Regions from separate parts of the Mus musculus genome. Here region 1 is linked to region 2. Evidence: chromatin contacts called from ENCODE Hi-C or POLR2A ChIA-PET data. All regions are on one chromosome and are shown on one strand. Each heading gives the region's core, a stretch centred on a gene start or an enhancer-like site at or near the end of the contact. The rest is flanking DNA. Distances are from core to core; before and after follow the strand shown.

What was found. Hi-C counts contacts between places; a loop is a spot of excess contacts on that map. ChIA-PET counts read pairs that join two places held with the same protein, here RNA polymerase II (POLR2A).
Region 1: a loop to region 2 is called in a map of heart, with 2.2 times the contacts of the local background. The contact joins the promoter of Mfn2 here to the promoter of Miip in region 2. A Hi-C loop is called at or near these places in 5 of 37 maps with a recorded cell type or tissue (gastrocnemius, heart and v-Abl transformed pro-B cells). POLR2A ChIA-PET finds 5 or more read pairs at or near these places in 3 of 5 experiments (Patski and embryonic stem cell).

What each region holds. Positions count from the first base shown.
Region 1 is chr4:147,902,493-147,908,541 of GRCm38, reverse strand. Mfn2 (mitofusin 2) reads left to right here and starts at 3,633. Exons shown (of 19, transcript NM_133201.3): 1 at 3,633-3,884; 2 at 5,045-5,187.
Region 2 is chr4:147,864,939-147,870,340 of GRCm38, reverse strand. Miip (migration and invasion inhibitory protein) reads left to right here and starts at 1,622. Exons shown (of 10, transcript NM_001025365.2): 1 at 1,622-1,972; 2 at 3,922-4,106; 3 at 4,327-4,686; 4 at 5,071-5,152. The coding sequence starts at 3,984. It overlaps Fv1 (Friend virus susceptibility 1), which reads right to left and starts at 1,362. Exons shown (of 1, transcript NM_010244.3): 1 at 1-1,362. The coding sequence starts at 1,362.

The DNA of each region.
Region 1 (6,049 bases), core at 2,384-4,883, 36 kb before region 2:
TGGATGCACCTGGATTGGAAGTTTATATCACTGGGTGTGGTGGTGCACATCTGTAATCCCAGCCTTGGGAGGCAGAGGTGGGAGAATGGAAAGTTTCAAAAAAAAAAAAAATCAATAATGGATTAAACGGAAGCATAGAAGTTGATGAATTCTGGAAGCGGTGCTGTGGTGGAGAATATCACATGGCCAGGCAGAGGGTGCACGTTACCTCAGATTTCTCTTCCACTGAGGCCACCGTGGAGGTCCACTCTCCTGATCTCATCTAGTCCTGATTACTTCCCAGAAGTCATTGCCTTTAATGGGTCTTTCCACAAGTGAACATGGATGGTGTCTTAGGTTTCTGAGTGTTTGGGAAAAAAAAAAACAAAACCCTCTCTAAAAGCAACTTGGAGAGGAAAGGGTTTATTTCAAGTTACAAATTTTAAGTCACACTGAGGGAAATCAGGACGGGAACTAAGGCAGAGGCTATGATGCTAACTGGCTTACTCTGCATTATTTGCTTATCATGCTCTCTCTATCTTTCTCTCTCTCTCTCTCTCTCTCTCTCTCTCTCTCTCTCTCTCTCTCTCTCTCTCTCTCTCACACACACACACACACACACACACACACACACACACACACACACACACTTTTTTTTTTTTTTTTGGTTTTTCGAGACAGGGTTTCTCTGTGTAGCCCTGGCTGTCCTGGAACTCATTTTGTAGACCAGGCTGGCCTCGAACTCAGAAATCTGCCTGCCTCTGCCTCCCGAGTGCGTGCACCACCACCACCTGGCACACACACATTTTTTAATCTTATTTTTTTGGAGACAAGTTTTCTTTGTGTAACAGCCCTGTCTGTCTTGGAACTCACTCTGTAAACCAGGATGTGACCTTGAAATCAGAAGAGATCCACCTGCCTCTGCCTCCTGAGTGCTTGGATTAAAGGCATGAGCAACCATGCCTGGTTTGTCATCCTGCTTTCTTATACAACCTAGGGCCACCTGCCTGACCACAGTAGTGCCTACAGTCAACTGGGTCCTTCCACATCAATTCACCATTCAAGAAAACACTTCACAAGCTTGCCTACAGACCGATCTTATGGAGGTATTTTCTCTACAGATTTACCCTATTCAGATGAGTCTATCTTGTGTCAAGTAGACAAACAACCCCAAAACTGACCAGCACAGATATCAAACACATTCAGACCATAGAAGTAGGTGAAAGGAGTTAGTACTCCAGTTGGAAACAACCAGTCATTCAGGAATTGTGTACATTGAGGCTGGTGAGTCGGCTCATCCGGCAGTCACCTGAACAAACCTGATGCCCTGAGTTTGATTCCCAGAACTGCCATGTAAAGGGTAGAAAGAACTGACTCCACACATGTACCCCCTACATACATCATTCGCGAGTGTGCACGCACACACTAATAATAAAAATTAAAAACAATGTATGCCTTGTAGAGGATTCTTGAGTTTTGTTCATTTGTGGCAAAGTTTCCTGTGTAATCCAGGCTGGCCTCTCACCTGTGATCCTCCTGCCTCAACCCCTGAGTACTGGGATGACTGACATGAACCGTCATGTCCTGTCCAGGGTTGTTTCTAATAGTGACCATTTTCTGGTATGTGCAATTCATATACACAGTGGAAAAGTCGATCAAAACAGGAATAACTGACATAAGAAAAGCCCCCTGCAGTTGAACCCCAGTACTCGCTAGACCCATTTCTAGTGGCAGTCTGCAGTACTGGAGGAACCTTGCCATTGAGGGGTTAAAGGAAGAGCCTCACAGTTTGGAGTTCTGGTTTAGGCAAGCCCAAGTGGAATGTAAGATTAGAAGCCTGGGAATGGGCTCAGAAGTTCCCTCTTCTGTCCAGGTTGGGATGGGAGCCTAGGCCAAAGCTTTCAGGGAGGCTACAGCAGAGGCAGAATGGACAGGAGAGAGTTTGGGAAAGCTCCTCCAAGCCTCTGGCTTGAGTAAGATTCTGCCAAAGGGAAAGGAAACAGTCTTCAGTTTTGTACTCAAAGAATTCCCTGGGGAGGCTGGAGATGATGGAGGAGGAGATACTTAGCGCACACTATACCCCAAGGCAAGTGCTGGGTGTGTCTCTCCAGTTCAGAGTCAGATGTTCCAGACAAGAAGCTGCCCTATGGGCAGTGACTACAGGCCAGCTCCCATGACTCACCTCTCTGGAGACTCGTAACCGGCGTGCTGATTTACCTCTGAGGCTGTTTGTGGCATGACTGTACCCTGGCTATAGGGCAGTGCCAATCGGTAGAAAGCATAACATGGCAGCTAGGTGTGTCAGTGAGATGACTACAGTCCTAGCCCTTGGGAGGCAGAGTAAAAAGATCATCAATTCAAGGCTGGTTTGGGCTACATAGTGGGAAGCCTGCCCCCAAACAAACAAAAGCAAGGTCGCATGGGCCACAGACACAGTTAAAATATTCAGCTAGCCATATTATCTGCTTTTAAATACTTGGCTTGTTGTTTTTATTTAATGTGTATGGGATGCTGCCTGCATGTATGGAAGTGTATCAGAAGTGTGCCTGGTTCCCCCTGGAAGACAGAGAGGACACTGGATCCCCTGAATTGTAGTTACCGATGTGAGCTAACATGTAGGTGTTGGGTCCTCTGTAAAAGCCATCTCTCTAGGCCCCAACCATATTCATTTATCGTGTGTGGTTGATGTACACGTGCCCTGGCTCTTGTACGGAGGTTAGAGGACAACATTTTATGAGCAGGTTCTTTCCTTCCACCGTGTGGGTTCCTGGAGATGGAACTCAAGCTGTCAGGCTTGGTAGCAGCCATTTATACCTACTGAGCCTTTTTTGTGACCGCCACTATTAGCTCTACTTTTAGAAGTAAGAAGAAACGGGGTGGGGGGGGCGATTTAATTAAGATAATGTATTTCATTTAGCCCAGTTTATCCAAAGCTATAACAACACATCAATATAAAATTACTAATAAGGTAGTTTGCATTTCTTTTTATATTAAACATTGGGGCATTTCTCAGTTTGTAGCAGCTGCATTTCAGGGTCTCAGTAGCTACAAGTGGCTGGTGGGTGTTACTACAGAGCCCAGGCTTGGAGCCCTCCCAGCTTGGGGTCCAATGCAGTATCCCAGTTCTTGGAACAAAATGAGGGGCCAGTGAATGGCATGTGAGGTTGGATAATCATGTCCTGAATGTCCTGGGACTGAGTGAAAATTAAAAACTGCATGTTAGATAGCCAGTGCAATGACTGTCACCTAGTAGCTGCCTGATGCGTTGTGGCTGCTGTTTAGTTGCCTCAAAGGCAACTGAAGGACAATTACTTCACCCTAACGGTCTGTTTGTTCCCTTTGAAGACACTCGGATTATGAAATGCGAGTCTGGATTTCAAAACTGACAGGTGTTATACAGGGTCAAATTCTGGAGCAGCAACAACAAAAAAGGCGCAACAACAAAAAAGGCGCACGCAAACCTCTAATCGGTACCCTTGTCGTGTCCTGCCCGCTCCCCTCCCCGCCGTCCACCCTCTCCCCTCCCCCAACCCCCGTCCCGTTCTCCCACCCCTCCAACCCCTGCTTGACAGCTCGAGGCTCCGCCCTACCCCACCCTGACGGACGCTGATCCAAACTACAACTCCCATGACGCGCTGGGAGCCCCACCCTACAGCTTACGTCATCTGCACGAGACACGGGACGGTTACCAGGCACGCGGGGGCTCCTTTTGGAGCGCGGAGTTCCTAGACACTGTGGTATAGGAGTGGTAAGGTTGAGGTGACAGCGTTCAGAGGCCATCGGCTCGTCCGGGCTGCAGCGGGGCGAGTGACGAGCGCAGCCCCCTCCCCTCCCGCTTCTCTCGGTGTGGCGCCGGCTAGTGACGTGTTGGGTGTGATGGCCGCCGCGAGGCCGGGAAGGTGAAGGTGAGAGGGCGAGCGCGCCGGGGTGGTGGAACCGGCAGGCCCGGGCCGGGAGAGTCCTGAGCCACCCGGCTTAGGACGCTGGGCCTCTGGGGCCTCTGGGCCTCGGGCTCAGGCTCGGGTCACACGGGCGTTTCCCCTGCTGCGGCCTCGCCGTCAAGCCCTGCTCGGCTCTGAGGAGGGGGCGGGCCACCGGACTGAAGGCTGGGAGGTGGGCTCCTCCTCGCAGCTCCCCACACCCTGATGTCTCAGCCCTGTGATCTCCATTCAAGGTCCCTGACCCATTCCCGGTTTTCATCCAGTACTTTTCTTTTTTTGCCAGCATTTTTTTTTTTTCAGCACCCGGTTCACTGTACCCCACTTACGGTGGAAGTCTTTTTACTTATATGCCTTTTCATTGCACCGTTAAGACTCTGAGGGTTGGAGCTATTCTTAATCCGTCCCTGACCCTAGCACCTAACACATTGAAAGGCCACAGTGAATACTGAAAAAGATAGCTGTTTGGAAGGAGAAAGGCAACACTACTGGCCTCCATCTCTTGTAGTACTTTTCTATCCTGTTTTCTAGCTTTGCCAATCATCTCTCCCTTCGTCAGAAAAGGACTCTTGATTGTCCCCTTTTTGTCTTAGGTAGGAAAACACAAGTGAGCTTTGGAGTCACAGCTAGTGTAGTTTGGTGTCTAGCTTGGCTGCTTGGCTCTATACATCTTCCTAGTACTGTAGAGACCAAGTTTGCTCCATAGACTTGAGAATGGAAGGAGAGACTTTACAGTAGCAGGGATACTCTGGCCTTTGTCAGGTCTATTTTTCTTCCTCTCCTCTCCACTCCCCTTCCACTTCTAGTTGGCAGTTCCCCAGTCCTGAAGGCCAGGCCTTGGCCTGATTCAGCTCCCTTCTCTCTCTGGCTGTGTCTTAGCGAGGACCTCTTTGGTGCCTTGCATTAGCACATGGCTTAATATATTAGCACACGGCTAATGTGTTTGTCTCATTGTCATTGTTATTGTCTCCTCCCCCTCCACACACACACTTCCTCACCTGCTTCCTCAACACCGCAATGAGTAAGCTTCCCTCAGGGATGAGTTAGTTTGGCTTTAACACCTGATTAAACATATTTTGCATTTTCTTTCCTGGTGGCCCAGTGACCTCTGCCTTTTTCCTTTCCAGAAGCTTGGACAGGTGGAGTCAACACCATCAGGGGCCAACCTGGACCTGAATCAGCACAGAGGAGACCTCGAGTCCTTTTCATCTTTCTGACTCCAGCCATGTCCACGATGCCCAACCTGTGAAGGTCTCTTACCAGCTAGAAAGTAAGTGAGAGCTGTGGTTTGGCCACCATGGATCTAGATGAAGAGCAAAAGGGTGTGTTCTGCTGGCTCTCGGCTGGCGAGTCTCTCGGAGTGGATCCTGGAGCACAGAGCTCGTGGCTTCCAACTTGTGTCGGAAGGAGCTGCTGTATCTCCTTTCTGCTTCCACGGGGATTTCACTGGTTGACAGTTCAAAGCATGGCCAGGATCTGTCCCTCTCCTCCTTGTTTGTTTGTCCCTGTGCTGGCTCCTTTCCGTCTCTGCTTGGCAGGGGTTGGATTCTTATCATGGCTCCAAGAGTCTGCTGTGCCCTTTACCCTCTGTACTCTTTCGTTTCAATTTCTCAGCTTCTCCTCTGTTCCAGTTGTACAACAGACGATCTCTGGACCCGTTTTGTTTTCTCTGCTAGGAGTTGCTGCATATAAACTGGGTAAGGAGGTGGTGTGGATTCAGGGAGCCACACCTGAGATCCAGGCACCTTGCACTGATTTTTGCTACTGCTGTGCAAACACCTAATACTCCTCCACTAATAGCCTGGGTCAACGCAAAGCTCCTGATGGGCTTCGAGGGCTGTACTGGGTCTTTGTTCAGGGTTGTGTTTGTTTCTGATCTTAAGTTTATAATGCTGTTATGGTGTTCCTGCAACTTCCCTAAACTGCGACCCTTAGAATTTTATCTCTTTATTTTTTGGCTTTTTCAGACAGGGTTTCTCTATATCCCTGGCTGTCTTGGAACTCACTGGGTTGAACTCAGAGATTTGATTGCTTCTGCCTCTCACGCACTGGGATTAAAGGCATGCACCGCCACTGCTGGGCTGATCCTTAGAATTTTAAAGCCTGTTAGAAGTCTCTTCTCAGTCCTTGTT
Region 2 (5,402 bases), core at 373-2,872:
TTTCCAGGGAGAGAGAGAGAGAACCCCCACAGAGCCTACAGAAGTCAAGCCAGCTGCTGTTGGCTTTAAACTTAATTCTATTAGATCATGCAACTGAGCAGCCACGCTCCCCACTGTTATGTCCTTTATACAGAGGAGGCTAAATACAAAGCTCTTCCAAGTCTCTCTAGTTTCCCGGACAAAAGTTATCCTCATAGCTCTCGTGATGGGTACATCTTCCGGGCCCCTCCACTGTGGACAAGTAGCTTTTACACAAAGCCACTCTATCATTCCAAGTTCCCTAAGCCTTTCAATCCCATCCTCAATAGAATACCACTCCAGGGTGTCAGGCGACTGCAGCTCTCTTGTAGTAGGCCATCTCTGGACCCATGCTTCAGCCAACCAATCAAACAAACTCTTCACACCATTATCTTCAACAGTGCGGGCTATGACATTAAACTCACTATCAAGGCTCAAAGGACCTAAACTGAGAAATTCAATCTGATCCAGTATTGTGAGCCTCCCACCATTATCCCACACCCTTAAAATCCATTTCCTAGCATGTTCCTTTGCCTTTTGGCGATTTGAGTGAGCAAGTGAATTGAGTTCATGATTAGTATGGCGGTGTTTCTGACTTGTAAGGTCAGACAGAGACTTGGGTCTGGTGACAGGTTCAGAAGTAACTAAGGATGTTGAAGACTGGATCTGAGGGGCATCTGCTTTGTCCTGCTGGGTGCGTTCTTTAGACAAGGCATAACCACTTTCCTCAGACAAGGATGGAGAGGCCAAGACAGTGGGCAACTCAGCTTCCTCAGACCCTTCAGAATCTATGTCCTCCCACACATCTCCATCCCAGGTTACCGGATCCCATTCTTTACCAATCAGTGCCCTCACCTTATCTGCAGACACTTTCCGGGCAGGCTGACACATGACCTGGGATTGCACATCAGCTAACCTCACAATGAGGGCTTCAGTCTGTTTTTCCCCAACTTCAATCCTGTGGCGGTAGGAAAGAAGAGTCTCCCCCAGGACACACTTAGAAGCCTTTAGATCATTTATGTGCATTCGGAGCTGGGAAATTTCATCTCTGAATTGGTCCCTTTCCTTTGTTACTTTATCCAGAAATGCCAGAAGCAGCTCGCCAACTGCGTCATAGTCCCTAATCTTGCAGAAATGTTCAAAAGTATGGTACACAGAGTCATTAAGTTCCTTACCGCTCGAAAAGGATGAATCGGGGAGATCGGCCACATTTATCTTCTGCAGCAGCTCACGCCATGGGTTAACAGTGTCATTATCCGGAGAGTCATTATCCGGAGAGTCCTCGGCAAGTTCAGGTTTGAAGAGCCAGCTCGAGAAACCAGCAAGCGCACGTGGGAAATTCATCTTCAGACTTTTGTTTCCCTAGAACTCGGCTACTGCGTCCTACAAGCCTCGGATCCAAATTCCAGTTCGTCCCTGGCAAAAGCACTCTGGGGAGTTGCTAGTGTGGGGTCCGCGTGAAAAGGTCAAAGTTGCCGGAGTCTCTAGCCCCACCTATCCACTGCCATTAGAGACTTTACATCCGGAAATTGCGTAACCGAGTACTACTGACCAACCAGAGCCTGTCCTCAATTTGAATTGGTAGAATTAGCATTAACAGTTAACCAATCAGCAATGAGGTCCCATTAGCCCCTCCTTTCCATATTGAAACTGCCGCTTCCGGATGCGAAGAAACAAATATAAGGCGTCCTGGCACTGTCAATTGGCCGAGCAGGACAGCGGCGGAGGCCCCGCCCCAGCCTTAGCCAATTAGGACAACCACTGGAGGTTCCGCCCCTGCTGGAGGCGGATTCCCCGGCTGCTGGGAATCTGGGCTTTCGGGCGGAGAGCGTTGGCGTCCTTTTATCCATGGCAGCCGCTGATCTCGGGACCACAGAGGCGTGCCTTCGTCCCGCTAGACCGGTAGAGAAGGGGCAAGCGCCTAGGCCCCGGTGTGCACCCTGCCTGAGTGCGCGTGAGTGAGATGCTGGGGTCTTCTCTGCTCGCCCCCTGCAGCCTGCTCCGAAACCCAAGTCTCCAGGGGCCTGTAGGGTGGCAGGGCTGGGAAGGATAGGGGGGTCTGATTCGGCTGGAGGAGTCTGGGCTGGGGTTGTAAGAGAAGTGGGAAGTGCTTCTTTATATTGCAGACATCTCTTCCAGAAGCAAAAGAAAGTGTCTGGAGAGACGGCTCAGTGCTCTTAACCACTGAGTTCAATTCCCAGCAACCACATGGTGGCTCACAACCATCAGTAATGGAATCCTACGCCTTCTTCTGGTGTGTCCGAACAAATAAATAAATCTTTGAGAAAGAGAGAGAGAGAGAGAGAGAGAGAGAGAGAGAGCCCCTGAGTATAATTTTTGAGGACCAAAGCTGGCCGGAGAAGGGGTGGGGGTGGGGTTTGTGTCCCAGTCAGGGCCATGCTTTCCTCCGTGCAGACCCTTCATAGGGAGTCATGTGTCAACAAAGGTTTATTTGCCCCAGAGCACAGCCAACAGAACAGAGAAACGATTCCACCCAAGTGTGGCTGGGTGAACCAAGGAGTGTACGTATTGGGGTCATGACCCAAAGGCAGCTACATCACTGACAGTCCCACCGAGCACGGGTTCTGATCCACCCCCGCGCAGCTTTCAGGCAGCTCCATCTGAGAATGCTCTCCCCTGGACATAGTTTAAATCAACCTTGTGGAGGGAGCTCTAGGAATTTGCAGCCTTCTGAAGAGATTCTCTCCTCCCACCATCAGGGAGAAGTTTGAAAGTCAGGGGAAGTAGCCACTGCACAACAAGCAGGAACCTACATTTTGGTTCAAACCCTGCTTTTGACATTTAGTAGCTGTGTGACCTTGGGATATACATGCAAATTAAAGAAAGGAAGAAAGAAAGAAAGAAAAGCAAAGAAATGAATTGACCAGGAGAAGACTTGTGGCAGAGAAAAAGGCTTAATGCTTCCAGTTCTGGGTTCAGTGCCAGCTCCAGATAGTATGAGACCCCGACTTAGAGCGTTTCTCCCTGGAAGGTAAAGCCCCTAGACGTTCCCCAAGCTTGTTTTCCCTGATCTCTAAAAATGCAGCCAGAAAAAAGCTCTTTGTTCTCTATAGCCAGCAAAAAGCCTTTTTGTTTCTATACTTTACAACCAGAGATGCCTACCTTCCTGTGCCAATGACACGGAGATAAAAATTCAGAAAGAACTCACTCCCCACTCCTGCCTTGTAAATTTCACCAAGGACACCCGGAAGAGAACTCCTCCCAACTCTTCCTAACTCCTCCCAACTCTCCTCCCAACTCCTCCCAACTCTTCCTAACTCCTCCTAACTCTTCCTAACTCCTCCCAACTCTCCTCCCAACTCCTCCCAACTCTTCCTAACTCCTCCCAACTCTCCTCCCAACTCTTCCTAACTCCTATCAACTCTCCTCCCAACTCCTCCCAATTCCTCAGCTAGCTGTTAAAAGCCCCCTAACTGTCACCACTCAGGGTCGAACTCCCCTGCCCTGCACAATAGCACAAGTCATTAAGCTTTAAATTAGCATGCTGCACTAGTCTTTTCTATATGATAAAGGAGTCAGATTAATATTAAAAATAAGTTCTTATATGTGTGGGTATAGGGCAAGCACATGCCCTGACCCATGAATGTATGGAGGTAAGAAGACAATTCATGAGAGTCAGTTCTCTCTACTCTGTAGGCCCTGGGAATTGAACTCAGATCGTCAAGCTTGGCAGCAAGCACCTTTATCTATTGAGACGTCTCACAGGCCCCAGGAATTAGATTACATAGGGAAGGCCCAGTGGGAGTTGTCGTCTCTTGGCAGGCAAGGAAGCAGAGAGGATAATAAGTAAACAGGGTGAGGCTGCAGGGTGATGATCTTAATCTAGGCCTGTGTGGCAGGGTTCCTCCCTCATTTTTCTTGTCATTGCTGTTTTGACTTCAGGTGGAACCTAGGGTCAGCACCTCTGCAGCCCAGAGACAGTGACATTACTGTGAGAAGCCCGCATGCCCAATATGGCAGAGACTAAAGACCCCGTTCGGCTTCGGCTGCTTAGCCTGGAGCTCCTGAAGCAGCTTTGGGCTGGGCACGAAGCCATGTGTCGGTCGGTGGTGAGAGCAGCATCAGGGGTAGGTGGCTAAACTTGGTAATGCCCAGGTGTCGAGGAAAGACAGTTTATGCTGTGATGCACCCATTTCATTGACGGTGCAAAACTGAGGCCTTGGGAGGAAGGGACTGGGTTGGGATACCCCAAAGCCACAGCAGGGTAAATTACAAGGTCCACAGCAAGCCAGAGTGCCTGGGCATTGGCTGGGCTGCTGCCTGGGTAACCTGACCTGTTTCTTACAGTCAAACTTGGATTGTAGCAGCAACAACTTAGAGATGCCACTGTCCCAAGAGACTTCTTCCGCTTCCTCAGTGGCCCCCAGCTCACAGGACAAAAGACACATGTTGGACCCACTGGACAGTCGTCGAGATGACACGTTTGATGTGGCCTGGTATGTCAAGTTCAACTCCAGGATGGACTCTTTCCTACCTGCCACAGGCCAACACCAGGAGCCCCAGGAAGAACTACGGCCCCCCTCAGTACCCTTGCTAGCCACTCAGGGTCTGAAGGGGCCAGTGTCTTTGGGAGGACCAAAAGGTCTGGGACCTGACAAGACACAGGTCCCAAGGTCCATCCTGTCACGACTAAGCAAGCCATCTAAGGTAACTTAAGTAGTTCCTGGAAATCATGGGGAGCCTCAGTTTCCCTGTCTGACAGATTGTCCCTAGAAAGTGTCCCTTTGGGGGGTGGGGGTGGGGTTGGGGCTTCTAGAAGGTCCAGTGTGATGTTATCATTGCTATCAGTTCTTAGTCAGCACTTTGTGAAGAAGGAGGCAAGTCTTATTGTACAGGTAGAGAGACAGGCCTGGAGCCCAGGTCTGTTCAAAGCCACACCTAAAGTGGGTCCAAACTGACCTTCTCGTTTCTGAGTTCCCCAGCTGAGGCTGGCACCGAGCTGGAGTCTTAAGTCATGACAAGGCATGGTGTCGCTCTGTAATGGGACCTCTGGGCCAAACCTTCTGATCTAACCTTTGTCTACTTCCTCAGCCCAGAGTGACCTCCCAGGAGTCTGCAGTGCCTGAGAGCAGCTGGCACTCTAGGCCATACCTAGGCTATGATTGGATTGCAGGTGAGGGGAGGGGTTACAGGCGATGGGTGGGCATTCAAGTGAGGGAGGGGTGGGGTTGGACTAATCTCAGCCTGGACCCAAGGAAGGTGAATGGATGAGCTAGTGAACTGTGACTGCTGGCCTATAGTAGAGCATTTACAGCAGCCAGGTCCCCGAGCCACACTAACAGAAGCATCTCATCTCTTCTGCTCCTCTGGTTCCTCGGGGGCTCCTGTCGTCTTTCTAGCCTCTTCTGCTTCGTCTCTGAAAA